Linked DNA regions of Homo sapiens: region 1 is linked to region 2. A link is a loop called in an ENCODE intact Hi-C map of the cell type or tissue named here. Cell type or tissue: OCI-LY7. All regions are shown on one strand. Links, peaks and the distances in the headings refer to the core of each region. The heading gives the core; the rest is flanking DNA. Region 1 holds the start of TRT-CGT3-1 (tRNA-Thr (anticodon CGT) 3-1). Region 2 holds the start of TRA-AGC2-1 (tRNA-Ala (anticodon AGC) 2-1).

Region 1 (16,034 bases), core at 4,493-12,492, 190 kb before region 2:
AGGGCTGTGAGGACTGCCAGCATGCTGTCACCTCTCAACACAAATTGACTTGTTTTCAAATAGATTTGGTGATTTTTTTAAATGCAGGTTTTAATTTCAGGCTTCTATTATCACATACCTTTTTTTTAAGATTTACAGTTCTAGGCTGGGTGCGGTGGCTCACGCCTGTAATCGCAGCACTTTGGGAGGCCAAGGCAGGGGATCACTTGAGGTCAGGAGTTCGAGATAAGCCTGGCCAACGTGGTGAAACCTCCTCTCTACTAAAAATACAAAAATTAGCCAGGCGCGGTGGTGGGTGCCCGTAATCCCGGCTACTCAGGAGGCTGAGACAGGAGAATTGCTTGAACCCGGGAGGTGGAGATTTCAGTGAGCCGAGATCGTGCCACTGCACTCCAGCCTAGGTGACAGAGCAAGACTCCGTCTCAAAAAAAAAAAAAAAAAAAAAAAAAAAAAAAAAAAAAAAAAAAAAAAAAGATTTACAGTTCTAGTTATAGCAAGCTTTCTGTAACACTGATTGGGTTAGGCAAAGATCGTGTCAGTCATTTTGCAAATGTGTTAATCTTCAAAAATAGGCTGTAAAAGTACAAAACTATGAAAACAGAATATAGATTATGTACATGTGGCTCAGCTGTGAACAGAAAAAAAGGTAAATAGTGTACAGTTTGCTGATACAAAGCACTTCATTGCAGTGCCAGCAGACTGATCTCAAATGAGGTGTCCCTTGTAACACAAGAGCGAAGATTAATTAGTCTGTTCACATACTGGAACAAAGAACTACCTGAGACTGGGTAATTTATGAAGAAAAGAGGTTTTTTGTTGTTGTTTTTTTCTTGAGACGTAGTCTGGCTCTGTTGCCCAGGCTGGAGTGCAGTGGCGCGATCTCGGCTCACTGCAAGCTCCGCCTCCCGGGTTCACGCCGTTCTCCTGCCTCAGCCTCCCGCGTAGCTGGGACTACAGGCGCCTGCCACCACGCCCGGCTAAATTTTTTTGTATTTTTAGTAGAGACGGTGTTTCACTGTGTTAGCCAGGATGGTCTCGATCTCCTGACCTCGTGATCCACCCGCCTCGGCCTCCCAAAGTGCTGGGATTACAGGCATGAGCCACCGCGCCCGAAAAGAGGTTTAAATTGATTCACAGTTCAACACGCTTAACAGGAAGCATGACTGGGAAGCCTCAGGAAACTTATAATCATAGCAGCAGGTGAAGGGGAAGCAAGCATATCTTACCGGACGGACCAGGTCAGAGGGGTGGGGGAGGTGCCACACACATTTAAACGATCAGATCCCCAGATCTAATATCACTATCAGGAGAACAGGAAGGTGGAAACTGCACCCATGATCCAATCACCTCCCACCCAGGACCCTGCTCCAATTAGACGTGAGATTTGGGCTGGGACACAGATCAAACCATATCTCAAGACTTCTATCAAGGACACCTTGCATTGCATAATTAAAATAAAAATAGGATTCTTTTACGATGTTATCCTTGCTCTATGGAGAAGAGCAGGGCCAAACTGTTTATTTTTTAAACAGTTTCTTAGTAAAATATTTTGTGGTTGCTAAACCCATGTACTACTGCATAAACTCAGCCATGGACAGCACATTAAAGAAACAAAAGTTTAAACTCTCTAGGAAGCCAGCTGGTGGACATCCTCTCTAAAGCCCAAATTGCATGTGCACTGAGACAAACGTTGCTGCTTCAAAACAACCAAAATTGGGAAAATAACTGAGGTCCAGAAACAAATTTTCTCTCTCCTGACTCCTCCTCTTCTCTTAATATGGTGGATAGATTCTTTAATGCTCAAAGGCTTTCAAATATAAACAGAAATATCTGCTACTGTTTGTCTAATACACAAGTAATTTTTAAAAATTCACATACTATTTTCACAATATATTAAAAATCACTTTTATTTCCCTCACACGTTTAAATATTTTAATACACACTCATAAAAATTCAGGTCTAATATGTCAAATTATTTTATTTTTAAATGCTAGAAACACCTTAGTACTGTGTTATTGTTAGAAAATGAAACAGCAGGCCGGGCGCGGTGGCTCACGCCTGTAATCCCAGCACTTTGGGAGGCCGAGGTGAGTGGATCACCTGAGGTCCGAGGTTCAAGACCAGCCTGGTCCACATGGTGAAACCCCATCTCTACTAAATATACAAAAATTAGCCGGGCATGGTGGCAGTCGCCTGTAATCCTAGCTACTCGGGAGGCTGAGACAGGAGAATTGCTTAAACCCTGGAGGCGGAGGTTGCAGAGAGCCAAGATCGTGCCATTGCACTACAGCCTGGGCAGTAAGAGCAAAAACGTCGTCTCAAAAAAAAAAAAAAAAAAAAATGAAACAGCAATGTTGTATTCATCAATACCTTACATCAGCGGTTCTCAAACATAAGCGTGTACCAGAATCACCCTCAGGGCTTACTAAAACACAGATTATTGAGCCCTACTTCCACAGTCCCTGACTCATAGGTCTGGAGTAGTCCTAGAGAATTTGTATTTTTAGTAAGATCCTAGGTGATGCTGATGCTGTTGTTCTGAGGACCACATTTTGAGATCTACTGCCTGACACTGAATTCTGTTTCTCACATTTTGTAACCCAGATTTATATTTGAATATTCACATTTCTCTTACGCTTTTTATTCAACAAGATACAGATTTACTCACCCAATCTACTGAGTGGGATTTTTCTTCTTAGACGAGGCGGAGGGTTGGTTTGTGGATAATTCCAAGCCCAAAACCTAAGACTGGGTATGCCTTACAAGATCAATCTATCCCAGTACTTTACCCACTGAACTGGCTTCTGATTACAGTTAGACTTTGTATAATACATCAGGAAATTTCCCAGTGGTTTGCTGTAACCATCTATGGTTCTACTTTTCTTTATTCTGGCCATTTCAATTGACTGGATCTGAATGATTTATATACATAGTCCTGCTCAGATAAAAGCCAGTTTTGCAACCCCTTGTTCTGTGTTGGGCCTGGTGAGTTTCCAATTACTCTAAAGGACTTAGTGACATTGATTTAAATCTTCTTTCTCACATTCATGACCTGCAAAATTCACACAATTCTTGCACAACAAACTATTTAAAACTAATTTTGGGGGGAAAAAAAAAATTGATCGAATACAGTATATTTTTAAAAACTTTTTTTGGAACAACAAGGGTCTATGTGTGGGGATGTAGCTCAGTGGTAGAGCGCATGCTTTGCATGTATGAGGTCCCGGGTTCGATCCCCGGCATCTCCAATAGGTATTAAGGTTTTAGCGCTGATTCTTGTTCAACGTACGTGCTGCTGAGCAAATCTTCCGCTCACTGTTATTGCCAAGGTCTCTCAGGCCCTGGAGCCTTTTCTGGAAAGTGGGAGGGGTAAGAAAGGAGGTTAGGCAGAAAAAAGGATTTGTTTGTTTCCACCTCTGCCCTTTGTTTTTTCAACATCTCTTTCATCTTTTCACAGTGCTTCTAGGTTTCCAGGCGAAAACCAAGTATTTTATTTCTCATTCCTTCTATTTTACAAGTGATCATATATATATATCATATATATATGATATATATGATATAATATATACCTATATATGATATATATATGATATAATATATACCATATATATATATATATTTTTTTTTTTTTTTTTGAGATGGAGTCTAGCTCCGTCACCCAGGCTGGAGTGCAGTGGCGCAATCTCGGCTCACCGCAAGCTCCGCCTCCCGGGTTCATGCCATTCTCCTGCCTCAGCCTCCTGAGTAGCTGGCACTACACCACGCCCGGCTAATTTTTTGTATTTTTAGTAGAGACAGGGTTTCACCGTGTTAGCCAGGATGGTCTCGATCTCCTGACCTCGTGATCCACCCGCCTCGGCCTCCCAAAATGCTGGGATTACAGGCGTGAAACACCGCGCCCGGCCACAAGTGATGATATTTAAAGTCAACTGTTGAATAGAAAGTACATTACTGGGCCGGGCCCGGTGGCTGGGAGGGGAAGGAAACATTTTTTTCCTATAGCAGAAAGATAACTTGTAAATGTAAAATAAATGATGGATTTACAAGATCATCATTTGGCAACCATCATACTTCTAACTGATTCAGGCCAGGATCATCAATGGGTGCTAAATTAAGTTGATAAAAGTTGAATGATAACAGGATATTTACATAGTCTCAAAGTCAGGATACTTATTAATGACAGTGGAGAAACCTGGCAAACACTGTCATAACCAGGTGACCAAAATTAATACCACTGGTAATGGGACAACTGCCATTAAATATCTCCTGGTAAAATGCACTGAAAAGGGCACAATGTCAGCTCTCTGGTATTCCTACCCAAAATACATAAACTAAATCCAATCATGAGGAAATAGCAGACTAACCCAAATAGAGGAATACTTTATAAAATAACTGTCCTGTACTATTTTAAAAATACCAATGTTATAAAAGAAAAAGAAAGGCTACAGAACATGACAATTCAACATATGCTCAAAGATTTTCTTTTGCTAAAAAGGACATTTTAGGGACAATTAGCACAGTCTGAATAAGGCCCATATATTGGACAATAGTATTGTATCAATGTTAATTTCTGATTTTGATCATTGTACTGTGGTTATGTAAGAGGGTGTTTTCCTGTTAGGAAACATACATTGAAGTATTTAGGGGTAAAGGATCATTATATCTACAACTTATTCTTCTTTATTTTTATTTATTATTATTATTTTTTTGAGACAGAGTGTCACTCTGTCGCCCAGGCTGGAGTGCAGTGGCGCTATCTTGGCTCACTGCAAACTCTGCCTCCCGGGTTCAAGCGATTCTTCTGCTTCAGCCTCCTGAGTAGCTGGGACTACAGGCACGCGCCACCACGCCCGACTAATTTTTGTATTTTTAGTAGAGATGGGGTTCCTCCATATTGACCAGGCTGGTCTCAAACTTCTGACCTCGTGATCCACCCACCTTGGCCTCCCAAAGTGCTGGGATTACAGGCATGAGCCACCATGCCTGGCAACTTATTCTTAAATGGCAAATGGTTTAGTATGTGTGCGTGTGTGTGTGTCTGTGTGTATACATGTATATAGGAACTTTTAGCTCATATGTATATTTCATATGTATAAAATATATATGTATACATATATACATATGAGATGTGAGATAACAGTATATCTCACACGTATATGAGATAAAGGCATATCTCATATGTATAAGAGATTAAAAGTATATCTCATATGTATAAAATATATATGTATACATATATATATACATAAGAGATATACATATGAGAGAAGGTCCATATTTGGGAAGATTGAGTGAAGGATGCAACTTTTCTGTAAAAATGAAATTATTTTAAAAGTAAAAATTAAAATAAAAAGAAAAGAATGAGATAGACCTTAGGCTAGTCAAGTTGCTTACCAAAGGTCCACATTTGGTAGTGAAGGATCCAGGACATGCATACAGACTTTGTCACTGACAACTCCATGCTCCTTTCACTCCTGTGCACAGTCAGTCACTTTATTGCCAGCCTTTTCTCTGCATTTATATGTGAACAGATTTTTCTCTGGTGTGACTTGATCCATTGAATGAGCATTGCTCTCACTAGAGGGAGGAAAGCATCTTTGGATTGAGTTGAGAGCCACTTCACTTTTCAATCTGTGGTCCAGTACATAAACTTAGAAGTTGTTTGCTAAGTTTGCACAGAGACTGACTCAGCTCTTTGCTGAGTGTGAGGGGACTGCAAAGCTCTTTTAAGGCTCCTTAGATAATTCACCTTGGGGATGAAAAGACCTTAGAGGACTTGACTCCAGCCTCTCTTATTCTGGCAGCTCGGAACTTTATATAAGAAACAGAATAGAAAGCTAAACTTTCGAGAGAACTCCCAGTAAGCACAACTAAATTCTCATTGAAACCTTAGTGAATTCATCACCATTAAGTAAAGAGAAAGAGGATAGGATTATTTCTTATTAATCAAAAATTAAACAAAGGCATTGATGTACTTGTCTGATGAAGTTTTACTCTTAAAACATTTGGAAAAGGAGTCATTTGTGAGCAATAACTCCCCTGAGGTTGCAGATATAGGCTTTTTCTCAATTGGGGGGTTTTCCCCCTAAAACTTGATGCCAATTCCTTTTAAGTATTTCTTACATTTATACTTTCTCCACTTCTGATTATGTTACTGGTTATCTGCTTTTCTAGTTAATTTTAAATTTATTTTCTGAAAAGAACACAATAAATAGGAGAATACATCTGAAACCTTATATTTTTTTCTTCACTCATAATTTTTGAAATGTGTTTATGTTCAATTACACATGGATTTTGGTTGCTCTTAATATAAAATTAAAACTCCTTGGCATGGCCTCTAAAATTCTGACACAGTTTCGTCCTATCCTTCTGCATCCCATCTCTCAGGCTGCTTGCCCATGGCCTTCCCACTGTACTCATACCAGCTTTTTTCCAGTCCAATGCACTTTGTCCAACTTCCTCTGCCTGGGTTTTCCTATGCTCTGTCTCCCTTTCCTATGCTGTCCTCTTTCTTTGCAACTGAAGACTCTCTTCTTATCTCCCTGATGAAACCAAATCCCATCGGTGTGTTCTAAATCACAGTCATTCTTTTTTTGCAGCACTTATCATAGCCACAATGTTATGTTTGTCATTATATAAATAACTTCTATCCATTCACCCACCCCCAACTAAGCTCTTATCTCCTTTGGGATAGAGACCAGGCCTGTTCAGTTTACCTTTCCACACCTTGGTGTGAGTAGGCATAGAATTAATAATTTTGGGAATGAATGAGGGGATGACTAGAGTTCCGTAATTATCACATAAAACAGATGAAGGCATATCTTCCACTGCTTGAAGTTAGCTTTAAGAGGTGTTTATGGACCACATAGAATTCTTTTCAGAATTCACTTCAGTGATCTCACATCCAGAAATATAACTTTTTGAAACTGGCATGCTGGCTCAGAGTCATAACACTCCTGTTGGGAAATCTGCTTCTAATAACCCACTTTAAATCAACCAAGGGAAGGGAGTGATAGTACTATAAAAATCAATGTCAAGAAATAAAATATGACCCCTGTCCCTAAAACAGCTTATTTTTTCTGAACATTCATTTGCGATTTACTGTTTATTGATTTATGAAAGTCATGGATTTTTTTCAGTGGCACATGGACACCCAAGAACTTAAGGAGGTCAGAGAAAATCTCAAAAGAATATGCAAAATTTGTCCGTAAGTCTGTGTGTGTGTGTGTCTGTGTGTTTATAGACAAAATTTTTTTTTAGATAATGTAATGAGTTCATGTGCCATAAAATTTTAAGAACCATTATTCTAAATCACACTGGATACTGTTTGTTTTTATAAATAATATTATTTGTTACTTAAGACTTTGACTTAAATAACTTTGACTTAAGTAACTGAGAAATATTGGATTTAAATATTAGCTTGATTATCAGCTGTAAGATTTGGGCAAGTTTATTTCCTTCTGATACTTCATTTTTAATCTGTAAAATTGGCATAATAATGTTTACTTCAGTGAATATTCTAGGAATTAAAAGCATGTGAGAAAATACACAAAGTGCAACTTAGTAAATGTTCCATAAATTGCAACCATTTTTCATCCATGTGGACTTTAAGCAAGGTTAACATGGAGTTTGAGAAACCAGAAGAATATATTTTTAATGTTTTGAATTAAAAGTTTTACAATTTTATTTTAGAGATTTTTTATCCGTGATTGAACTTGAACCCCTGAGTTTGGTGAAATTCCAATATAACTGTCTGGGAGATCATCAGAAACTAATAGTCTTTGAGGATGCAGGTGTAATGAAGAGAGATTGGAGAGATTAAAGCTCTATGCAGTGGACTTGATATTGTGATTAAGGATTATAGACTAAAAATTGTGATAAATTTACAAAAACAGACGGCCCTTATTAAAGGGGGAAAGAAAAAAAAACACGCACACCCTAAGGCCCCGCTGGGATTCGAACCCAGGATCTCCTGTTTACGAGACAGGCGCTTTAGCCAACTAAGCCACAGAGCCAGCCGTGCTGATTCTGTGGCTTCTTTTATGACCGAATTGCACTTAATTAGGTGACAAATTCTGTTGCCATTAAGAGTTACTGTGTTTTCGAATACATCAACTTTGCAGTAAAGGCAGACTCCTGAAAGGAACTTCTAGAAATTAGACTCCCTTCAAGTCCAACAAAACACACCCACACTCACACAATCACTTAGAAAATGTGCTTAGAACAATGTCAGCGCGTCCCAGAGGGCAAATAAAACCGTGAAATCGGAGAGTGGAGATGAACCATGTTCCCAGCGGAGGAAGAGGCATCGGTCTCTAGACGTGGCGAGAGCAGTTTTTACATTCCATGGCATTGCGGTGATTTCGAATCATCAAGTGGTTGGATTCTAAAAGTGGAGTGAAAAGCTTTTCTAGCAAAACAGATCATTCAGAATTTTCATCACATTAATGGCTTTTCTGGCCAATTAGAAGATAGCACACGGATGCGCTGAAAAACAAAAACTGTTAACGCGTTCAGACTCTCCAAACAGCTGCCAGATCACTGCTTTAGAGAAAGCAGGCGACAGCTGGGAGGCGACCTGGTCGGAGCTCACTTAACGGTTTTGTATTTCAAATCCAAAGAGACTTTGCCTGCTCGAGGCTTGTGTTCCCGCGGCTCCTGAGAGGGGGCACAGATGGAAACCAGAAGGGGAGGCGTCACCGGACAGGGTCTTTCCTAATTCTGCCTTCCTCATTTTGGTTCTTCAAGCTTCAATTAGATGTTTCCTAATATCTTCCTTATGGATCCGCACCTTGTAGAAGCTAAACAAACATTAATTGATTGAAAAATCCCCAAATTAAGATCCATTCTGAAACTGTTAACGATTGTATCCTAGTTTTCTGCCTTTGCTTAGTACTGAGGCTGGTGCCAAAGTGAGGGAGTGAGTTCACCAAATAAAGCAAGCGTCTCTGCACATTACCCAGCTTCCCCGCCATGTTAAAAAGACAACAGGGAGGACTACAAAATTCCCTATTTAACCTGGCAAAGGCTGTAAGGGGCTCTGGGCCGGATAATGCCCTTGAATCCTAAAGTCTTTCTTAATTCCTCTCTTGAGCCAAAATTTGGAGCATTGCCATTTCGTATCCCATTCAGAATGTTTTTGTAGTGAATATAAACTTATTTTCCTGTTAACCAAGATAGTCACGTTTTAATTTAATATAGATTAACAAACTGTTATGATTAGACCTGTACTAACAGTTACTGTATTAAGAGTTACTGTATATTTACTGAGTTTGGGAAGCAACATCCCCCAAAATCATAAGGACCAGGAATCATAGCCTTTCTGAATTTGAATCAGCTGAATTGTTTATGATCAGGATTGTACTAACTTCAGTTACTAAAATATAACTGGGATGGCATCATGTCCAGGGAAATATTGTTCAAGTTTTTTCCAACAAGAACGATGTATTGAATACCTACTATGTGTCAGGCATTGAAATAACTTCTGTAGACACAACTAGGCACAAGGTAGCCAGATGATAAAAATCAAACAAGAAACAGTATCACAATAAAAGAAGTACAATGTGATAGTTGAGTGCCTAGCAGGTCCCAGTAATCAAGTTCAAAGCATAATACTTTGTTTTAGGTATATTTCTGACATTGCCCAGTTCAACTAATTTTAAAATTTCTTTTTGACTTTTGCTGGAAAAAGTCCTAATAGATTTTTCCCCCCTAATGTCACAATTAGTACTTGAACACACCTAGAATACGTTCAAGTTAATCCAAGATATTTAAACAAAATAAAGAATATGGCTGGGCGCAGTGGCTCATGCCTATAATCCTAGCACTTTGGGAGGCTGAGGCAGGCAGATCACCTGAGGTCAGGAGCTGGAGACCAGCCTGTCCAACATGGTGAAACCCCGTCTTTACTAAAAATACAAAAATTAGCCGGGCATGGTGGTGGGCGCCTGTAATCCCAGCTACTCAGGAGGCTAAGGCAGGAGAATTTCTTGAACCCGAGAGGTGGAGGATGCAGTGAGTCGAGATCACACCACTGCACTCCAGCCTGGGCGACAGAGTGAGACTCCGTCTCAAAAAAAAAAAAAAAAAAAAAAATTATTGGACCTCGTGAGACTTACTACCACGAGAACAGTATGGGGGAAACAGCCCTTATGATTCTATTATCTCCCACTGGGTCCCTCCCGCAACATGTGGGAATTATGGGAGCTATAATTCAAGATGAAATTTGGGTGAGGACACAGCCAAACCATATCACTAGCCCAGTGGGATCCTCCTCCAAATAGAGTTGCACTCAAAAAGAAAAAAAAAATATGTGAGTGAATTGAAAGGCTAAATAATTCACATGAGATCTCCAGCCAATTTGATGCAAAAGTGCTCAACTAACATCAGAATCCAAGACAGCTGACTGAGGGATATGAATATCAATACTGGAGCGTGGGGATTTGTCACAACTGCAGTGACTTCATATTACCCTCAGTTATGCTTTCTTTGTTGAGAATAGGGTGATTTACTATACTACTAGTTAGTAGCTGTTAGTCCCCTGAAAATTCATGTTTAAATCCTACCCTCAGTACCTCAGAATGTGATCTTATTTGGAAATAAGGTAATCAAAGAGGTAATTAGTTAACTTGAAGTCATACGGAGTAAAGTGAACCCCTGATTCAATATAACTGGTGTTCTAATAAAAACGGGAAATTTGTCTGGGTGCAGTGGTGGCTCACGCCTGTAATCCCAGGACTTTGGGAGGCGGAGGTGGGTGGATCACCTGAGGTCAGGAGTTCAAGACCAGCCTGGCCAATATGGTGAAACCCCATCTCCACTAAAAATACAAAAATTAGCCGGGCGTGGTGGCAGGGGCCTGTAATCCCATCTACTCGGGATGCTGAGGCAGGAGAATCACTTGAACCTGGGAGGCGGAGGTTGCAGTGAGCCAAGATCACGCCATTGCACTCCAGCCTGGGGACAAGAGCGAGACTTCATCTCAAAAAAAAAAGTAGGGGGATGGAAATTTGAACATACACACACATGCAGGGAGAATACCATGTGAACATGAAGGCAGAGATTTGGTGATGCATCCACAAGGAATTTCAAAGATTGTCAGAAAACCACCAGAAACTAGAGGAGAGGCCTGAAACAGATTCTCCCTCACAACCCTCAGAAAGAACAAACCCCGCTGACACCTCGATCTTGGACTTCTTGCCTCTAGAACTGTGAGATTATAAAGTTCTGTTGTTTGAGCTGCCTAGTTTGTGTTATTTTGTTATAGCAGCCCGAGGAAACTATTGCAGTAAGCAGCATCCTCTGAGAAATAACTAAGTTGTGTCCTAAGATTTTCCCCAAACTTTATTAAAATGAACTTATTTAAAAAGAAAACTAGTAAATAAGAGGTGAGGTGAAGTAAGTATGACAGGTTCATATGCCTAATTAAAAAGCTGAACAAAAATTTGAGTTCAAAGATAGAAGAAAATAAAAGGCACAAGGAAAAGTATGTGTCAGCTTAGCTATCCCAGTCCATAGTTTCTGAGAACAACCAGAGGTGGGGATAAGCAAGGACCACTCAGAAAGGGAGTATCTCACAGGTGTGTGGGAAGAAGAGAGCTTGAATCTGGGAAAAAAAGTTAAGCTAAGAATAGGAATTAGAAAGGATGGAAACCGAAGGATAGAATAGGGATGGTAGAGGAAGAGGCCATCGTAGGAGGTGGTAAAAGCAAAGACTGTGAGCTAGGAGAACAAAGCTGGCTGGATCCTGAGGGTAGTGAGTTACTATAGTGAGTGTAGTGAATGAGTTGAGGTGGGGGAAAGTAAGAGCATCTGGAGAACAGAAGATGGAGATGAATGTGATCTGAGATTAAGGTGGGAAAGTAATTTAGGAATAAGGGATGGAGTGGGTGCACTGGAGAAGGTATTTTGAGGGAGGACACAGAAGTGAGAGGCACAGGTGGTGGCTATAGAAGGGGCCCTACAGAATGGGTGGGCTTAAGGAGAAGCTAGAGAAATGCAAGTTGGGAACACCAAATCAGCTAGAGGAATAAGACTGTCAGTCAGTGGAAAGCAGGCAATTGGCAGGTATCTATGCTAAAGTGTTGGGCATTTTGCCCTAATAAAACTTCGTCATGAGATTGAAGTGCCATTCAGTGTCTAGTGAATAAGGTTGATATACCATGTGTACACCATCTACATTCACCAGTGATTTTAATACAGCATTTGTGACACTGGGTTACCAGAAAGTCCTTTCAAACTTCTCTAATGGTAGCTTTGACATTAGCAACTCAGCACAGTACCCCAGTGTGGTCCTTTTCCAGCCTGAAAAGGCTATGTTTGAGTGTGGATTTCACCACAATGAGGCAAGAGAAAGTAAAAGTACTTACTAACAGTTAAGCACAGTAGAATTGCTAGTCCTATATCAAATGGATTGGCTTTTGAGAAGAAATTGCATTATGTCAAGTAGCCTAGGAATATGAATATTAGATCATCACACTTTGGATTACTACTCAAGTGAAATAGTTATTTGAACTATAAACATGCATTAAAAATCTTGATGAACAACCAGATATAACTGAAGGAAAGATGAAGTACTTGACATTTAAAGGTAGAAACACAGTTACATGCCACATAAGGACATTGTAGTCGACAATGAGCCACATAGATGACAGTGGTCCCATAAGACTGATTATAATAGAGTTGAAAAATTCTGATCACCTAATGACATTGTAGCTGTGGTAACATAGCCCAGTGCATTATTCACATGTTTATGGTGATGCTGGTTTAAACAAACCTACTGCTCTGCCAGTTGTGTAAAAATATAGTACATACAATTATGTACAGTACATAATACTTGATAATGATAATAAATGACTATGTTACTGGTTTTGTATTTACTATACTATACTTTTTATTGTTATTTTACAGTGTACTCTTTCTACTTATTACAAAATAGTTAACTGTGAAACAGCCTCAGGCAGGCCCTCACAAGGGATTCTTGAAGGCATTGTTATCATAGGAGATGACAGCTTCCTACTTGGTATTGCCTCTGAAGAACTTGCAGTGGAACAAGATTTGGAGGTGGAAGATGGTGATATTGATAATCCTGACCCTGTCTAGGCCTAACCTAATGTGTGTGTTTGTGTCTTCATTTTTTAAAAAAAAAAGTTTTAAAAGTTAAAAAAAAAAAAAAAGCTTTTCAATAGAAAAAAGCTAATGGAATATAGATATAAAGAAAAAATGTTTTTTGTACAGCTTTACAGGTGTTTGTGGTCTTTTGGATTTTTTGTCTGTTTGTTTTTGTTTTTTGAGACGGAGTCTTGCTCTGTCACCCAGGCTGGAGCGCAGTGGCGAGATCTTGGCTCACTGCAACCTCCGCCTCCCGTGTTCAAGCGATTCTCCTGCCTCAGCCTCCCGAGTAGCTGGGATTACAGGCGCCCGCCACCACATCTGGCTAACTTTTGTATTTTTTAAAATTTTTAGTAGAGACAGGGTTTCACCATGTTAGCCAGGCTGGTCTCAAACTCTTGACCTCCAGTGATCAGCATGCCTCAGCCTCCCAAAGTGCTGGGATTACAGGCATAAACCACCATGCCAAGCCAGGTGTTTGTGTTTTAAGCTAAGTGTTATTACAAAAGAGTCAAAAAGTTTTTAAAAATTAAGTTTATAAAGTAAAAAAGTTACAATAAGTTAAGGTTAATTTATTATTGAAGAAATAAATACTTTATAAGTTTCGTGTAGCCTAAGTGTATAGCATTTATAAAATCTACAGTAGTGTACAGTAATGTCCTAGGTCTTCACATTGACTCACCACTCACTCACTGACTCACCAAGAACAACTACTACCAGTCCTGCAAGACACATTCATGGCAAGTGCCCAGTACAAGTGTACCATTTTAATGGAGTGCAATGGCGCAGTCTCAGCTCACTGCAGCCTCGACCTTTGGGCTCACTTGATCTTCCCATCTCAGCCTCTTGAGTAGCTGTGACCACAGGCGTGTGCCACCACACCCAGCTAATTTTTGTATTTTGTAGAGATGCGGTTTCACCATGTTGCCCAGGTTGGTCTACAACTCCTGGGCTCGAGCGATCAACCCGCCTTAGCCTCCCAAAGTGCTGGGATTACTGTCGTGTCCCACTGTTCCTGGCCCCATTTTTATCTTTTATACCACATTTTTACTGTACCTTTCGTATGTTCGGATACACAAATACCACTGTATTGCAATTGCCGACGGTATTCAGTTCAGCAACATGCTGTACAGCTTTGTAGCCTAGGAGCAATAGGCTATACCATACAGCCTAGGTGTATAGTCGGCTATATCATCTAGGTTTGCATAAGTACACTCTGTGACGTTCGCACAATGACGAAATCATCCAACAATGCATTTCTCAGAACATTTGCCCCTTATTGACACACGACTGTATAAAGATTTTTATCTTTGGCCGGGCGCGGGGCTCACGCCTGTAATCCTAGCACTTTGGGAGGCCGAAGCTGGCGGATCACAAGGTCAGGAGATTGAGACCATCCTGGCTAATACGGTGAAACCCTGTCTCTACTAAAAATACAAAAAATTAGCCGGGCGTGGTGGTGTGCCTGTACTCCCAGCTACTCGGGAGGTTGAGGCAGGAGAATGGCGTGAACCCGGGAGGCGGAGCTTGCAGTGAGCTGAGATCGTGCCACTGCACTCCAGCCTGGGCTACAGAGCAAGATTCCATCACAAAAAAAAAAAAAAGAAGATTTTTATCTTATGAATATCTATTATTGGAGATATCTCTGAGAAAAATTTACCCACTTGAACAACAACAATAGATCCAATATGATTTTAAATGACAACAATATAAATGTAAAATGACATTATAAATATAAAATGACTACAAAATAAATACATAACCATATCATAAGGGAAATAAAGAGAGGAAGAAATCTCCAAAAAAAAAAAAAAAAAAACCACCAAACACAACCAAACAAAAACCCACCAGTAATTCAAGTCCAGCATAGTAAGTGCATGAAGTAAAACCATTTAACCCAGAGGCACAGACAGAAGCCTTAGTCAAAGATGGCAGCTCTACCTTAGTGCTTCCAGAGCCAGAACTCATGGCCTGGGGCCTATTTTGGGGCAGAGATACAGAACTGAGTCTCCTGCAGGAGGCTGGGAGACTCCAGAGGCTTTCCCACGGTGGAGACGCTCTTAGCTCTTAGGGAAAATAAGAGTCAAAGCAGTATCTCGGTATCCACTGGCCCTTTAGTCATAGACATATGAGCAGTTCGCAGACATTTTAAAAGTCAAGGGCCGGTGGAGGTGATGTAACTTAATCTCACCAGGTACAGTTCTGCCAAGTAGAGAGAAGCTTCTATTTTATGTTTTGTCTTTCCAAAATTGTCCCAGGACTAAGAAATCAGAATTGCCACTCCTTGAGATCCCTGCTTTGCAAAGCTAGGTATTGGGGAAAAAAGCCGATCCCTTAAGAATTCAGGGCCTTCTGGGATAGAAGAAATAGACCCTTAAACTCTGTTCCCCCATAAAATTTGAGGTTATTTGCCAGTGGTCTGAGATGGCTCTGACCTCATCTTAAAGCAAGGGAAGACAATTGAAATAAACTTATCTCATGGAAAAGGGAAATTGATAACTTGGGACTGTCTTACTAAGGAAAGGCTTGTTTTAATTGATCGTATAACTCTGGGTTCCTGATAGGAAAATTAAAAAAATTTTAAACAATATTTCAAAAGATCGCTATTTTAATTGGTAAAACCAGACCTAATTTTCTGTAGCTTTTCTGCCGAAAGAATATTAAGAGAAGCAAAAGGAAGAAAGAAAAGGGGCAATTTTCTGAAAACATAAAAATAAGCGGACAGCTGAAACCTGGAGAAAAATCTTTTATTTGCTGGTCCTATTCCTTAGCATTGAAAAGCTAAAAAGACTCCTTTTTGTTACCAGAATGAAACTGCTCTGAGCCTCCATTTAGTGGTTGCTACAGTCTTGTGCTAGAGAAAATTAGATGTGAATCAAGGTTATTTAGTGAGGAATATAATTTATTATTTTCATGTTAAAGAGAAA
Region 2 (16,034 bases), core at 3,250-11,249:
CACAAACAAATGGAAGAACATTTCATGCTCATGGATAGGAAGAATCAATATCATGAAAATGGCCCTACTGCCCAAGGTAATTTAAAGATTCGGTGCGATCCCCATCAAGCTACCAATGACTTTCTTCACAGAATTGGAGAAAAACTATTTTAAAGTTCATATGGAACCAAAAAAGAGCCTGCATTGCCAAGACAATCCTAAGCCAAAAGAACAAAGCTGGAGGCATCATGCTACCTGACTTCAAACTATACTATATGGCTACAGTAACTGAAACAGCATGGTACTGGTACCAAAACAGAGATATAGACCAATGGAACAGAATAGAGCCCTCAGAAATAATACCACACGTCTACAACCATTTGATCTTTGACAAACCTGACAAAAACAAGAAATGGGGAAAGGATTCCCTATTTAATAAATGGTGCTGAGAAAACTGGCTAGCCATATGTAGAAAGCTGAAACTGGATCCCTTCCTTACACCTTATACAAAAATTAATTCAAGATGGATGAAAGACTTAAATGTTAGACCTAAAACCATAAAAACCCTAGAACAAAACCTAGGCAATACCATTCAGGACATAGGCATGGGCAAGGACTTCATGTCTAAAACACCAAAAGCAATGGCAACAAAAGCCAAAATAGACAAATGGGATCTAATTAAACCAAAGAGCTTCTGCACAGCAAAAGAAACCACCATCAGAGCGAACAGGCAACCTACAGAATGGGAGAAAATTTTTGCAACCTACCCATCTGACAAAGGGCTAATATCTAGAATCTACAAAGAACTTAAACAAATTTACAAGAAAAAATCAAACAACCCCATCAAACCCCAACAAAAAGTGGGCAAAGGATATGAACAGACACTTCTCAAAAGAAGACATTTATGCAGCCAATGGACACATGAAAAAATGCTCATCATCACTGGCCATCAGAGAAATGCAAATCAAAACCACAATGAGATTCCATCTCACACCAGTTAGGATGGCAATCATTAAAAAGTCAGGAAACAACAGGTGCTGGAGAGGATGTGGAGAAATAGGAACACTTTTACACTGTTGGTGGGACTGTAAACTAGTTCAACCATTGTGGAAGACAGTGTGGCGATTCCTCAAGGATCTAGAACTAGAAATACCATTTGACCCAGCCATCCCATTACTGGGTATATACCCAAAGGATTATAAATCATGCTGCTATAAAGACACATGCACACGTATGTTTATTGTGGCACTATTCACAATAGCAAAGACTTGGAACCAACCCAAATGTGCCTTCTATATGTAAGGCACATGTCCATCAATGATAGACTGAATTTAACAAACGTGGCACATATACACCATGGAATACTATGCAGCCATAAAAAAGGATGAGTTCATGTCCTTTGTAGGGACATGGATGAAGCTGGGAACCATCATTCTGAACAAACTATCACAAGGACAGAAAACCAAACACTGCACGTTCTCACTCATAGGTGGGAATTGAACAATGAGAACATTTGGACACAGGGTGGGGAACATCACACACCGGGGCCTGTCGCGGGGTGGGGTGATAGGGGAGGGATAGCATTAGGAGAAATACCTAATGTAAATGAGGAGTTAATGGGTGCAGCACACCAACATGGCACATGTATACATATGTAACAAACCTGCACGTTGTGCACAGGTACCCTAGAACTTAAAGTATAATGATTAAAAAAAAAAATCTTAAAAAAAAAAGAGGCCGGGCGCGGTGGCTCAAGCCTGTAATCCCAGCACTTTGGGAGGTCAAGACAGGCGGATCACGAGGTCAGGAGATCGAGACCATCCTGGCTAACACGGTGAAACCCGGTCTCTACTAAAAATACAAAAAAAAAAAAAAAAATTAGCCAGGCATAGTGGCAGGCGCCTGTAGTCCCAGCTACTCAGGAGGCTGAGGCTGGAGAATGGTGTGAACCCAGGAGGCGGAGCTTGCAGTGAGCCGAGATCACGCCACTGCACTCCAGCCTGGGCGACTGAGTGAGACTCCATCTCTAAAAAAAAAAAAAAAAAAACAGAAATTAACGTCTTGGGGTCACGTGTTTACTTCTCATGTGACAGGCAACGAAAAGAGAGTAGGACACCTGAATGTGCTTTGTACTAAGGAGTGGTATTAAGAACTCGGAAACTGACCGTTGAAGGTTCTCGGGAGCTGAACCTGAGGCCTCCTATATGTAAGGCACACGTTCTATCACTGAACTACATCTCCTCATGCCAAGAGATATTTGTGTCGTCCTCCAAGTACTATTGCAGTATATGAAAACAATAAAAATATGGAAATAAAAAATAACTTAAAAATTAAAAAGGTGGCCGGGCACGGTAGCTCACGCTTGTAATCGCAGCAGTTTGGAAGTTGGAGGCGGTCAGATCATTTAAGGTCAGAAGTTCGAGGCCAGCCGAGCCAACAAGGTGAAACCCTGTCTCTACTAAAAATACAAAAATTAGCCGGGCGTGATGGCACGTGCCTGTAACCCCAGCTGCTCAGAGGTTGAGGCAGGAGAATCTCTTGAACCTGGGAGGTGGAGGCTGCAGTGAGCGGAGATGGCGCCACTGCACTCCAGCCTTGGGGACAGAGTGAGACTCTGTCTCAAAAAACAAACAAACAAAAACCCAAAAACCCTAAAAAGGTATTTCTCCAATCTAAAGATGTAAAAAATTAAATAAAATGAAAAATAAAGGAATATCTCGTTATATTCTGTGGGTCTCCATTCCTGTGTTCATTGTTTTAGCACTAAGTGTTGGGTTTAGAAGCAGGATTTGTGACCATTTTAAGTTGGAAGACCCCCAGCTGTGGGGGATATTGAAGTTTTGGCAAATAAAGCTTGAAATGGAACGCAGAATACTGGAAACTTGCGTTAGAAAACTGACCAGCTTTTTCCTGAATAAAGCACTTCTGCTATTGCTGTTTGCTTCACAGGAATGGTAAGAGCAAAACTTTGATGAGAAAACCCCAGGTGAGAATGAAAACCACATGCAACCTGTTATTCATTGCCAAGGGGTTCTTGATTGTACTACAGCATGAAGGCAACTGAGGAGGTTCATGGAGTAGCCCAGAATAATGTTCAAGACATGAAATAAATAGCAGATTCAAGGATGGAGAAAAACTTTGAAATTTTGAAAGCACATTCATAGGTAGCTAGACACAGGATTCAAAGACTTATTGGATTTATAGAGCAAGCCAGAAAGTGGGGAATCCATAAAAGAGAGCCTCAACAAACAGGAGGAAAAAAAGCAGAATAGAGATGCTTATTGTTCTTTGAAGGAATGGACAAGATATTAGGAGGAGGAGGTGAGTTTGTTTGGGAACGTGTTGAACTTACCATATTCTTCCGTAGGATCCTGCCCATTGGTGAAACACAGTGAACTTAGCCCAGTGCTCTGATCTGAATACGTGGAGGTGGGAGTGAGTAGAAGGCACCAATACAGTGTGAGTACAATGAGAACTCAAAGTGTCCTTTGAGATATGAAGATCAGAAACTTACTTACTGATAGTTGTGAAAAGCAAAAAAATGAACTTCTTCCTAGCTGATCTTCAACCCTGGAATTCACACTGGTTGTCACCATGGCCTTGAAACTTTCACAAAAGACCCAGAAAGTCTCATTTCCTGGCTAGTTTCCCAGTAGGTGTTATCTTTTCTCATTCATCTTCATTCTCATTCTCCTTATGTATGACTTTACCTATATTGGTAAGCATATTGCTGAGCCCCTTTCGAGGTTGGGAACACCTTATGGTTTGGCAGAATTTCTCTCTGTTGGCTCATAGGGATAGCGGAATAGGTAAGAGGAAACATAATGGCAGGTTTCACTGAAATTGGGTATTTAAGTGTCACCCACAAAACTCTACAAGCTCTGGTGTGTGTGTGTTTGTGCGCGCGCGCGCGCGTGAAAGTGCTGGGAGGATGTGAGAAAAATTATCTAGGCTGTTTTGGCCGGGCGCGGTGGCTCATGGCTGTAATCCCAACACTTTGGGAGGCCGAGGCGGGCGGATCACGAGGTCAGGAGACCGAGACCATCCTGGCTAACACGGTGAAACCCCGTCTCTACTTAAAAAAAAAAACAAAAAACAAAAAATTAGCCAGGTGTAGTGGAGGGCGCCTGTAGTCCCAGCTACTCGGGAGGCTGAGGCAGGAGAATGGCGTGAACCCAGGAGGCGGTGCTTGCAGTGAGCCGAGATCGCGCTACTGCACTCCAGCCTGGGCGACAGAGCAAGACTCTGTCTCAAAAAAAAAAAAAAAAAGAAAGAAAGAAAGAAAGAAAGAAAATTATCTAGACTGTTTGATGGTGTGAAAGTTGTTTCCAGAGTCATCATGTAATTATTCTCTAACTTGCACCTGAAGAAACCAAGATACCAGTTAGATTACCAGAAGTTCCCCACAAGGAGGTGTTTCTTTTTTTTTTTTTTTCTGTTTGCCCCAAAGTACAGAGAACACTGTGAGAATTGTTTAAGTTTCTGTAAGCATTCAGAAATATCTATGCATGGGGAGACATAGGATGAGTTCCAAATATATGAGATTTTTCTGATGAACCAACCATTTATCTCAGGAGATAGAACTCATTCATACTCAATTACTCTGCTCAGGGAGCCTGCAGACATGCGAATGACATCTCTAGACAATCTACAACCAGAGAGAAGATTGTAACTGGTTGAGTACTGTTTTCTTAAAGTTGACAAAAAGGTGGAGTAATAGTTTTCATGTAAGGAGCTCTTATATGATAATCTAGAAATTGAATTCACTCTATATTCTTTGGGATTTACATCTTGATTTGTTGACAGGGAGAGGGAGGTTTGATTACACTGTTGTAAGTCTCCCACCTTGATTGAATATTAAAAAAGAATTCCTGAACTAGACAGTAAAGGGTTAAATAATCTTTTTTCTTCAATTAAATATGTCTTTGAAAAGAATAAAACTCTACCTTTTGAGTCAGATTGACTACATGGCCTGATGGATTGTGTCTGCTTCCATATCACTGTGCAGCCAATGGTCCTGCCCACCTGCCGCTTCCCACACATTCACCCAGGGTCTCACGCATGGCCACGTCCTCATTCCTCTCAGAAGTCCTTAATTTTTTTTTTTTTTTTTTGAGATGGAGTCTCATTGTGTCACCCAGGCTGGAGTGCAGTGGCATGATCTTGGCTCACTGCAACCTCCGCCTCCGAGGTTCAAGCAATTCTCCTGCCTCAGCCTCCCAAGTAGCAGTGATTACAGGTGGTCGCCACCATGCCCAGCTGATTTTTGAAAGAGGTCCTTAATTTCTCTGTGGAGAAAAATTTTTTTAAAATATGATCTCATTGAAGTATACAACCCCAAAATAAAATATAGTTGAATTTCCAAAATTCATCTACAATGTACCTTAAAATGATTCACTATTGTCCTAGGCCAAAGATAGGCACTGTTTGCTCTCAAAGAAGTACTTCTATCTGTCATATGTCATTTGTTTTCATTGTCCCAAGATGTTTTTGAAATCTCCATCCTATATTTTCTATAGCTTTCTTATATTAAACTCTTGGTTTTTGCATCCTATCCATTTCTACCCTAAATTACAGAGGTGGACTTCCTTAAAGAAGTCTATTGTGGGGAGCAGAAAAAAATATTTCCATTTGGGCCTGAGCCCTAGCATAAAGCAATGGTAATAATTCATGATAATTTTCCTCATGCTTTTACTATATTCCTTTGCAAATTGATTCCCATGATTGAAGCCTGTGAATAATTTTTTTCTGCCACAGTGAGTATAAGTGGCAAAGAGACATTGTGGAACTGTACTTTGAAAATGAGAGAAGAGAGAGAAAAAATGTCAACAGAACAGAAAATTATCTATTTCCCACATCAAGAAAGTCTGGGTCCTCAGTACTAACTCTGAATCTTTCTTTAAAGAAGTAAACTGAAACCCAAGACATCTTAATCTGAGAAAGAATGACTTTTGGAACTTATTTTCTCCATTGAAAATTTCCTAATCACTTCACAGGGACAGAGGTGGCCTGATATTATATCGGAAACCAAGGATTTCCCAATTCTTGAGATATCCTTCAGCTCACACTTTCATTAGGGTTAGCAAAGGGTTTTGGATCTTTAAAATCTATCACAGGGCTTAGAATACAAAGTGGTGTTAATACAAAAGTTCTTGAAGATTTGGTGGTAGCTGATGAGAAGAGGGCTGTGTATTCTGGAATGATTACAAGGTCTTATTCTATTTAAAATGTTTCAGAGCAAGGATACAAACTTCCCAGTTTACATTAGAAGTTAGCACAGCCTTTATTGCAAAACTTGCGAAAAAGAAAATAAAGGCCGGGAGTGGTGGCTCATGCCTGTAATCCCAGCACTTTGCGAGGCGGGCGGATCATGAGGTCAGGAGTTCGAGACCAGCCTGGCCAATATGGTGAAACCCCGTCCCTAAAAAAAATATAAAAAATTAGCCGGGCGCGGTGGCGCGCGCTTGTTGTCCCAGTTACTCGGGATGCTGAGGCAGGAGAATCGCTTGAACCCGGGAGGCGGAGGTTGCAGTGAGTCGAGATCGCGCCACTGCACTCCAACCTGGACGACAGAGTGAGACTCCGTCTCAAGAAAAAAAAAAAAGAAAATGAAAACTTCACATCATATTCAATCATGAATAGTGATTCAAAAAATATTACTAAGTACAATATTGCCAGAGAGGCAAGGAACAGAGTCAATGATTAGAACACAAAAATGATTCAGCAATAGAAATATATATTTTTTGCAATTATGTTTTCTGTTAGAATAGAAAATTGGGGGAAAAAACACAGCCGCGTATTTATACTATACACCCTTACTCCATCCACGTCAAAGCACGTCATATTGCTTCTTAAATGTGCAAAAGAATCTCTTGTGGATCTTGTTAAATTGCTACTTCTGGTTCAGTACGTCTGAGGTGAAGCTGAGATTTCGCTCTTCTAACAAGCTCTCCGGTGCCACCAACTCTTGTGTGGACCAAGAGTCTGAAAGATATCCTTACGATAGAGGGCGCACCTGTCTTAGGTAAAATTACTTCTGTAACGTCATCTAAGGGAAGTCAAATTATCCGGCAGGAGTGAAGACAGAATAAAACTGGAAATCAGTCCGTGAACTTTGAGATCTTCAGCAGAGCATGCTTCCCAGTGGAGCTATTTCGGCAGAAGTGTGACGCCTCTACATTCATTGATGAAAATAACTTTCTCAATTTCCCAGTTTGGAAGGCTTTGCGTTTGTCAGGGCTCAGCCTGCGATGGATCATGGCTAAACAAGGACCAGAAAAAAAATAAAGGAAATCGGCTGGGAGCGGTGGTGGCTTACTCCTGTAATCCCAGCACTGTGGGAGGCCGAGGCGGGAGGATCACGAGGTCAGGAGATCGCGACCATCCTGGCTAACACGGTGAAACCCTGTCTCTACCAAAAAAATAGAAAAAATTAGCCGGGCGTGGTGACGGGCGCCTGTAGTCCCGGCTACTCGGGAGGCTGAGGCAGAAGAATGGCGTAAACCCGGGAGGCGGAGCTTGCAGTGAGCCAAGATCGTGCCACTGGGCGACAGAGCGAGAGACTCCGTCTCAAAAAAAAAAAAGTAATAAAGAAAATTGAGAGCTTACGTTTTTCTTTTATTAAATATTTCCACATTTATCTTTTATTTCCTACTTTTTAAATAACAATACTCCAAAGGTTAATGAGCTCGTCAATTTGGCGACGCCATTGAAGTTTTGGAATCCGGAGCCGTCTTTGTCTTCCAGCTCCATCTTTTCCACCTTTTGCTTAGGCAGTCCCCCGAGTCGTGTCAAGGCTGAGGAGTAGAAATGGAACAGCACTAATATTAATGGCAAAACCGTTGTGAAATAGGGTTACTTTCTGTTTAAGCAAGGAAAATAAAGTAAAGCAATGGGAAAAAAATTAAAAGCAAAAGGAATGGAGGTGCCGGGGATTGAACCCGGGGCCTCGTGCATGCTAAGCACGCGCTCTACCACTGAGCTACACCCCCGTACTGAAACGGTTCTCTCGAGAGTATATTCAAGATCAGAATCTGACCCTTTTGCTAGGTTTCAGAACCATTAGTTGTAATCAGCCAAGGTCTATTTTATTTAGTTATTTCTGATATCTCAAATTTAGGTTTTGCGTCCCTCTTTGCTGACAGCTGAGCAAACCGCATTCTACACCGAAGGCCCTCTATTGATGGCCCTGGGATTTTTCTGCTCGTCAGTCCGGAGTCACTTACCGGGCACCACTAGAAGAACCCGGGATGAAACATTTTCTCCCGTGTCTTGACTCTCTCCTTTCTTTCACCGCTGCTTTAAAGGGCTGCCAGAAAGCCACAAAGTACAAAGCGAGGCATTTAGAGACCATAGTAGATGCAGGTGGCGAGGGAAGACAGGTGGAGAAACGCAGACGGGTTCGTGTCGGTGCAGCCACTGCTTTGGACCCGAGCCTCCGTCCCGCCGGGGGCCGGGGTGCTGAGCCCAGCGAGGCGCGGACTGGGGAGCGAGGAAGAGGAGCACCCGCCAGATCGCGCCCCCTTTCGGGCAGAATCCGCTCCCGGTCCGGTCCCGATTGGCAGAAAACGATACGAGGGCGGTATACACTCAACACGCGCATGAACGATTCATCAAGCCCTCCGTGTGCCGGGTCTGGCTCACCAACCTCATCCTCTGAGCTCCGGGCTTCTGCCTCCCAGCCCAAGGAACCCACAGGGTCTCAGCCAACACTGGGAGAGTAGCTTAAATGGGCAGAAAGACAAGATAAGGGGATGTGGTGAATAACAGAATTATCCAATCCTATTATCAGCCCATCTGAGATTAAAGGGACGTCAATCATACTTGAATACTTTATTTAAAAAAAACAGTTTGCAGAGGGTCGCATACAAGAAGAATAAAGTGGTTTTTTTTTTTTCATAAAAATGTGGATTCAGGAGCATTACCGGAAATAATCAAGGAACGAGGAAGAGTGTGGCGAGAGAGTTCGGGTCCGGTATACCTCTCTCTCCGCACCACATTCTTTTGTAGTACCTGTGAAACATTCATGAAAACGGACCACAGAAGAAAACCTCAGTAAGTTCCAAAGTATAGAAATAACACAAACATCATTCTCTGACCATCATGCAATAAAACTAGAAATTGATAAAATAAAAAATAAAAGTCACTTCCACCTGAAAATTTTAAAGCATGCTATAATACAACTCGAGTCAAGAAGGAAATACAAATTTTAATTACATAATTTCTTGAAAGGGACAAAAGTGCAAATGTGACATAGAATCTGTGAGATAGAGCTAAAGCATTTATCAGAAGGAAATTTATTTCCTCACATACCTATATCGATAACAAAAAATAACAAATGAATCAAACACAGCTCAAGATGCTACTAAATGAACAACAAAATAAACCAAAAGAATGAGGAAGGAAGGGTTGTAAGGACAAATTCAGAGAATGAGTTAGAAACAAAGTATAACTAATAAAGATACAAAAAAGGTGGATATTTGAAAGTCAACAAAATAGACAAACCTCTAGCCAACAAAGAGAAAATTAGTGCAAATACACAAAATTAGAACTGGAGGAAATAATCATCAACACAGAAGACCTTTTTTGAAATCATCAGAGATAACATAACACAACTAGCAAATAACTGGCAAACTTAGTGGATTTTTTAGACAAATGTAGCATACTCAAACTAACCCTTGTAGAGACAGAAAGTCTAAACAGACCAGTTAAGAAAAATAGTTTAACAGGCATACTCAATAAAAAGGGCACCAAGCTCAAATACTTTCATAAAGAAATCCTACCAAACTGTCAAATATCAAAAAATCATGATGCTACTTAAATTATTCGAAGCATAGACACTAGCACTTTATAAAGTTAGTATAACATTTCAGTTTGCACTAAAAATGAAAACTACAGGTCAATTTCACATATGAAATATATGAAATGTAATGCCTAAATCTTAAATAAAATTTATAGCAAACAGAATACAATAGCACATTTAAAACAGTAATACAGGATGTCCAAGTAGGGTTTATTCCAGGAGTGTAAAGATCACTCATTATTAGGAAAGATATTAATATAATCCATTGTAATTGGAACTGGAGGTCATTATGTTAAATAAAGTAAGCGAGAAACAGAAAGACAAATTTCACATCTTTTCAGTCATATGTGGGAGTTTAAAAAGTTGATCTCATGGAGGTAGAGAGTAGAATCATAGATACCAGGGTCAGGGAAGGGTGTGTGCATTGGAGCTGCGTACAAAGGCAGGTTGGTCAATGTGTACAAACATATAATTAGATAGAAGGTATAGGTTCTTTTTTTTTTTTTTTTTTTTGAGTTGGAGTCTGGCTGTCTTGCCCAGGCTGGAGTGCAGTGGCACCATCCCAGCTCACTGCAACCTCCACCTCCCAGGTTCAAGTGATTCTCCTGCCTCAGTCTCCTGAGCAGCTGGGATTACAGGTGCCTGCCACCACAGCCAGCCTCTAATGTTGATAGTAGAGTAGGGTGACTATAGTTAGCAACAATGTATTGTATATTTCAAAGTAGCTATAAGAGATAACCTGAAACCAACACATAGAAATGATAAATACTCAAAGTGATGGATACCCCAAATACCCTGACTTTACTCATAATAAGTGAAAGACATACTAAATTAGATTGGATAGCATACTTTGTTGTCAAGGTTGCCGAGAAATTAGTCTTTTCATAGAGTACTGGTGGGAATGGAAAATGGTATAATTCCAAGGGCAGAAAATTTGCAGTATCTAGAAAAAATGTATAATTATTTACCCTTTAACCCACAAATTCCACTTCTAAAAAGCTATCCCTAATATATACTATCAAAATAAAAAGGGCCAGGCACAGTGGCTTACGCCTGTAATCTCAACACTTTGGAAGGCCAAGGCCGGCAAATCACTTGAGGCCAAAAGTTTGAGACCAGCCTGGTCAACACAGTGAAACCCTGCCTCTACTAAAAATACAAAAAGTAGTCAGGTGTAGTGGCGGGCACTTGTAATTGCAGCTCCTCAAGAGGCTGAGGCAGGAGAATTGCTTGAATCCCAGGAGGCAGAGGTTGCAGTGAGCCAAGATGTCACCACAGCACTCCAGCCTGGGTGAGAGAGCAAAACTCCATCTCAAATAATAATAATAATAATAAATACTAAATAAATAAAAAGGAAAACAGATGCATGACTATTCATCACAACTCTATTTGTAAAGCAAAAGAAGGAAACAATCCAGGCCGGGTGCGGTGGCTCATGCCTGTAATCCCAGCACTTTGGGAGGCTGAGGCAGGTGGATCACCAGGTCAGGAGATTGAGACCATCCTGGCTAACATGATGAAACCCCGTCTCTATTAAAATACAAAAAATTAGCTGGGTGTGGCGGCACGTGCCTGTAGCCCCAGCTACTAGGGAGGCTGGGGCCAAGATCATGCCACTGCACTCTAGCCTGGGAGACAGAGCGAGACTCCATCTCAAAAAAAAAAAAACAAAAAAAAGGAAACAATCCAAATGTCTGACAAAAGGGTCAATTTGAGAAAACTATGGTACATCAATATAATGTCACTGTAAAAAGGAATACTAAATGATCAGCTTCAATCTCTCCTTCCCCTATGAAGAAGGGCATATATGTATTTGAACTTCACTGGGACACTGGGTAATCACTCTCCTACAATTACCCCATGCTTATGTATGTTAAATAAATTTTGTATGTCTTTTTCTTTTATTAATCTGCCTTTGTCACTTCATTTTCAGCAAATTTCAGTGGGCAGAGAGGAAGCTTTTCCGCCACCCCTACATAGTTAATACTCTACCTTGAGCATGGCACACAGAGAATACTAAGGTGCTAATAGCTCTTACTGCGGCTTGTGAGGCAGTGGCTTCAAAACAGGAAATACAAGCCAAGAGGATTTCAGACTACTGCACTTCATCCACTGAGTGTTCAGCATCTAGAACTTTTCTTCCACAAAGAGAAACATGCAATTGTTACCACCTCTAGCTCCAGAGTCCTAGCTCAGAGATTTTTCCTATAGAAAGAAATGAGCCAGCCGGGCATGGTGGCTCATGTCTGTAATCCCAGCACTTTGGGAGGCCAAGGCGGGCAGATCACCTGAGGTCAGGAGTTTGAGACCAGCCTGGCCAACATGGCGAAAACCCATCTCTACTAAAAATACAAAAAAAATAGCTGGGCCTGGTGGTGTGTGCCTATAATTCCAGCTACTATGGAGGCTGAGGAAGGAGAATCGCTTGAACCCAGGAGGTGGAGGTTGCAGTGAGCTGAGATTGTACCACTGCACTCCAGCCTGGGCGACAGAGCAAGACTCCATCTCAAAAAAAAAAAAAAAAAAAAGAAGAAGAAGAAATAAATGAGCCAAAAAGTAGATAGCTTCCAATCCTTTCCCAAAATAACTGATTTAATTTGTAACATAGAATAGAGAAGTGGAAAGCTAAGGGCATTCTCAAGAATGGTGGAGATTTTGATGAAAGGTAATTGGGAGGAAATTTGTGAATCTAAGAAAGATAGATCTTAAACTGCAGTCTGGCTAGTATGCAGGAGAGAATCAGGAAATAAGACAGGTAGGAGGAACCCTTTTGGAGTCAGGACAAATATCAAATACTTACATCAGAAACTATTCCATTTAAGGAGCTACATTTTGATTGGATTTGTTCATAGAGGAATTTATACCTCAAGGCATTGTTGAAAACAATACAACAACTGGTCAGCAATAACTGAAACACAACAGTAGGGTGTGGTCAGAAAAAGAGTGAAAAAGAACATTGCCAGCACCACTGTCATCCCAGGGTGACTGGGGGCATACCAAAAACTGCATCACCACGAAGACTAATGTCAGAGGATTAGCACTCTTGGGAGTGAAATATCCAGGGTTATATAATACTCCATGTTAATAAAATGAATGGCAATAATCAAATATCATCTCAATTGAGATACAGAAAGGATTCAACAAAATTCAACACACTTTTATGAAAAAAGCACTCAGCGGCCAGGCGCGATGGCTCACGCCTGTAATCCCAGCACTTTGGGAGGCCGAGGCGGGCGGATCACGAGTTCAGGAGATCGAGACCATCGTGGCTAACACGGTGAAACCCCGTCTCTACTAAAAAAAATGAAAAAAATTAGCCGGGCATGGTGGCAGACGCCTGTAGTCCCAGCTACTCGGGAGACTGAGGCAGGAGAATGGCGTGAACCCGGGAGGCAGACTTTGCAGTGAGCAGAGATGGCGCCACTGCACTGCAGCCTGGTCAAGGGAGCAAAACTCCGACTCAAAAAAAGAAAAAAGAAAAGAAAAAAGAAAAAAGTACTCAGCAAACTAGGAATAGAATGAAACTACCTCAACTTAATAAAAGCCATACATGAAAAGCCCACAGGTAATATATTCAGTGGCCTTAGCTTTTCCTCTAAGATCTAGAACAAGGCAAGGATGCTTACTCTCACCACTACTGTTCAACATAGCACTAGAAGTCCTACTCAGAGCAATTAGACAAGAAAAAAAGCCCCAGTGCGCTGGCTACAGCCTGTAATCCCAGCACTTTGGGAGGCCGAGAGGGTGCACTGCTTGAGCCCAGGTGTTCAAGACCAGCCTAGGCAACATGGTGAAACCCCATAACCATAAAAATCTACAAAAACTAGCCGGGCATGATGGCATGCACCTGTAATCCCAGCTACTTGGGAGGCTGAGGCAGGGTTCACTTGAACCCGGGAGGTGGAGGTTGCAATGAGCCGAGATCACACCATTGTACTCCAGCATGGGGACAAAGCCAGACCCCGTCTTGAAAGAAAAGAAAAGGAAGGAAAGAACGAAAGAAAGAAACAAAAGTCATCCAAACTGGAAAAGAAAACTAAAATTATCTGTTTACAGATGACATGATCTTATATGTGGAAACCCTGAAGACCTTCCCACACACACACAAAAAAACCTGTTACAACTAATAAACAACTTTAGAAAAGTAGCAGGGTATAAAATGAACACACAAAAATCAGTTGCATTTCTACAAACTAGCAATGACCAACCTGAAAAGAAAATTAAGAAAACAATCCCATTTACTATAGCACCAAAAAGAATAAAATATTTAGGCATAAACTGAACCAAGGAGGTAAAAGACTTGTGCGGGAAAAACTACAAAACATTGCTAAAAGAAATCAGACAAGATACAAATAAATGGAAAGGCATCCTGTGCTTGTGGAGTGGAAGACTTTAATACTGTGAATAAGTACATATTATCCAACGTGATCTACAGATTCAATGGCATTCTTATCAAAAACTCAATGGCAATTTTGCAGAAATAGGAAAATATAGAAAAAAATCATCCTAAGACTCATATGGAATCTCCAGGGAACCTGAACAGCCAAAACAATCTTGAAAAAGAACAAAGCTGTAGAACTCATTCTTCCTGATTTTGAACCATACTAGAAAGCAACGCTAATGAAGATGGTTGTAGGGGCCAGGCGCAGTGGCTCATGCCTGTAATCCCAGCACTTTGGGAGACCAAGGTGGGTGGATGACGAGGTCAGGAGTTCAAGGCCAGCCTGGCCAGCATGGTAAAACCCCGTCTCTACTAAAAATACAAAAGATTAGCTGGGCATGGTGGCACGTGCCTATAGTCCCAGCTACTTGGGAGGCTGAGGCAGGAGAATTGCTTGAACCCGGCAGGCAGAGGTTGCAGTGAGCTGAGATCATGCCAATGCACCCTAGCCTGGGTGACAGGTGACAGAGCAAGACTCTGTCTCAAACAAAAAAGATGGTTGTATTACTGACATAAAGACAGGTATACAGACTAATGGAACAGAGAGCCCAGAAATAAATCCTTGCATATATGGATGAATAATTTTGACAATGATGCCAAGACTACACAATGGAGAAAGGACAGAGCCTTCAGTAAACAGTATTGGAAAAAGTGGTTATCTACATGCAAAATAATGAATTGGACCTTATCTTTATACATATACAAAAAAAATTCAAAATGGGTTAAAGACCTAAACATAAGACCAAAAACTATACAACTCCTCGAAGAAAACATGGAGGAAAAGCTTCAGGACATTGGATTTGACAGTGATTTCTTGGACAAGCCACCAAGAACACAGACAACAAAAGCAAAAATAGACAAATGGGACCACACCAAACTTAAAAATTTCCGCACATCAAAGGAAACAATCAAAAAAGTGAAAACACAACCTATGGAACAGGAGGAAAATGTTTGCAACTGATAAAGGGTTAATATCCAGCGTATATAAGGAACTTGTACAACTCAACAACAACAAAAAACAAATAACCTGATTTTAAAATGGGCAACAGACTTTAATAAACATTTCTTGAAAAAAGATATACAAATAGCCAATAAGCATATGAAAAAATGTTCAACATTACTAATCATTAGAGAAATACAAATCAAAATCATAATGAAATATAATCTCACATCTGTTAGGATGGCCCTATGAAAAGAATAGAAAATAACAAGTGTTGGAGAGGATATGCAGAAATTGGAAATGTGTGCACTGTTGGCGGGAATGTAAAATGGTGCAGCCATTATGAAAAACAGTGTGGAGTTCGTGGTCTATATACATATATATATACATGTATATATATAAGTTATAGGTTTTCATCCACAGTTACTGGTTCATAACTTCCATCTCCCTTGTTACAGTCTTTTGTTATAATGTTGTGTGTGTTAGGCCTCAGGGGCAGGCCTCAAGGAACAGAATCTACCTCCTGCCTTCCTTTCACCTGCCCCAAGGCAGAACTCTAATATTACCCCATCTTTTTCATTATGGGTCTTAAGACCCTCCCCTGGGAGGGTCCAGTCTCATACCCTGGAGGAAGGAATGCTTCCATACAAACCCAAGAAGACTGGGTTCAAAGACCTCCAGATAGCTGAACCCGTGAAGGTTGCTGGAGGGTGGCATGCCCAGGGAGGGCATGGAAGCTCCATACCCCTTCCACCATACCTTGCCCTGCCAGTCTATTCATCTGTGTCCTTTATAATAAACTGGTGAATGTAAATGTTTCCCTGAGTTCTGTGAGCCACTCCAGCAAATTAACTTAACCCAAAGAGGAGGTT

Evidence for each region. Hi-C counts contacts between places; a loop is a spot of excess contacts. Peaks named below come from ENCODE experiments on the same cell type or tissue, not always from the same donor. Only the 100,000 strongest peaks of a DNase experiment are listed, where the experiment ranks them.
Region 1: a loop joins it to region 2, with 6 times the contacts of the local background. A loop is called at or near these places in 2 of 110 quality-filtered maps.

What each region holds. Positions count from the first base shown.
Region 1 is chr6:28,640,269-28,656,302 of GRCh38, forward strand. TRT-CGT3-1 (tRNA-Thr (anticodon CGT) 3-1) reads right to left here and starts at 8,012; the gene lies at 7,939-8,012. LINC00533 (long intergenic non-protein coding RNA 533) reads right to left here and starts at 14,207. Exons shown (of 3, transcript NR_135285.1): 1 at 14,164-14,207; 2 at 8,628-8,798; 3 at 8,018-8,383. LOC105374996 (a long non-coding RNA gene) reads left to right here. Exons shown (of 3, transcript XR_926657.3): 2 at 7,137-7,204; 3 at 12,907-12,966. TRA-TGC2-1 (tRNA-Ala (anticodon TGC) 2-1) reads left to right here and starts at 3,177; the gene lies at 3,177-3,248. RefSeq lists an enhancer at 1-228. In OCI-LY7, for the core only: no CTCF peak of the experiment used is centred there; DNase peaks (open chromatin) are centred at 8,003, 8,553 and 8,903; H3K4me3 peaks cover 1,977 bases; H3K27ac peaks cover 1,604 bases.
Region 2 is chr6:28,830,546-28,846,579 of GRCh38, forward strand. TRA-AGC2-1 (tRNA-Ala (anticodon AGC) 2-1) reads right to left here and starts at 7,970; the gene lies at 7,899-7,970. It overlaps LOC124901296 (a long non-coding RNA gene), which reads right to left and starts at 8,478. Exons shown (of 2, transcript XR_007059539.1): 1 at 8,205-8,478; 2 at 6,696-7,775. RefSeq lists enhancers at 6,775-7,766, 7,767-8,758. In OCI-LY7, for the core only: CTCF peaks have their summits at 6,981, 8,523 (motif pointing left), 8,732 and 10,909; DNase peaks (open chromatin) are centred at 6,966, 7,996, 8,516, 10,976 and 1 weaker place; H3K4me3 peaks cover 3,206 bases; H3K27ac peaks cover 1,896 bases.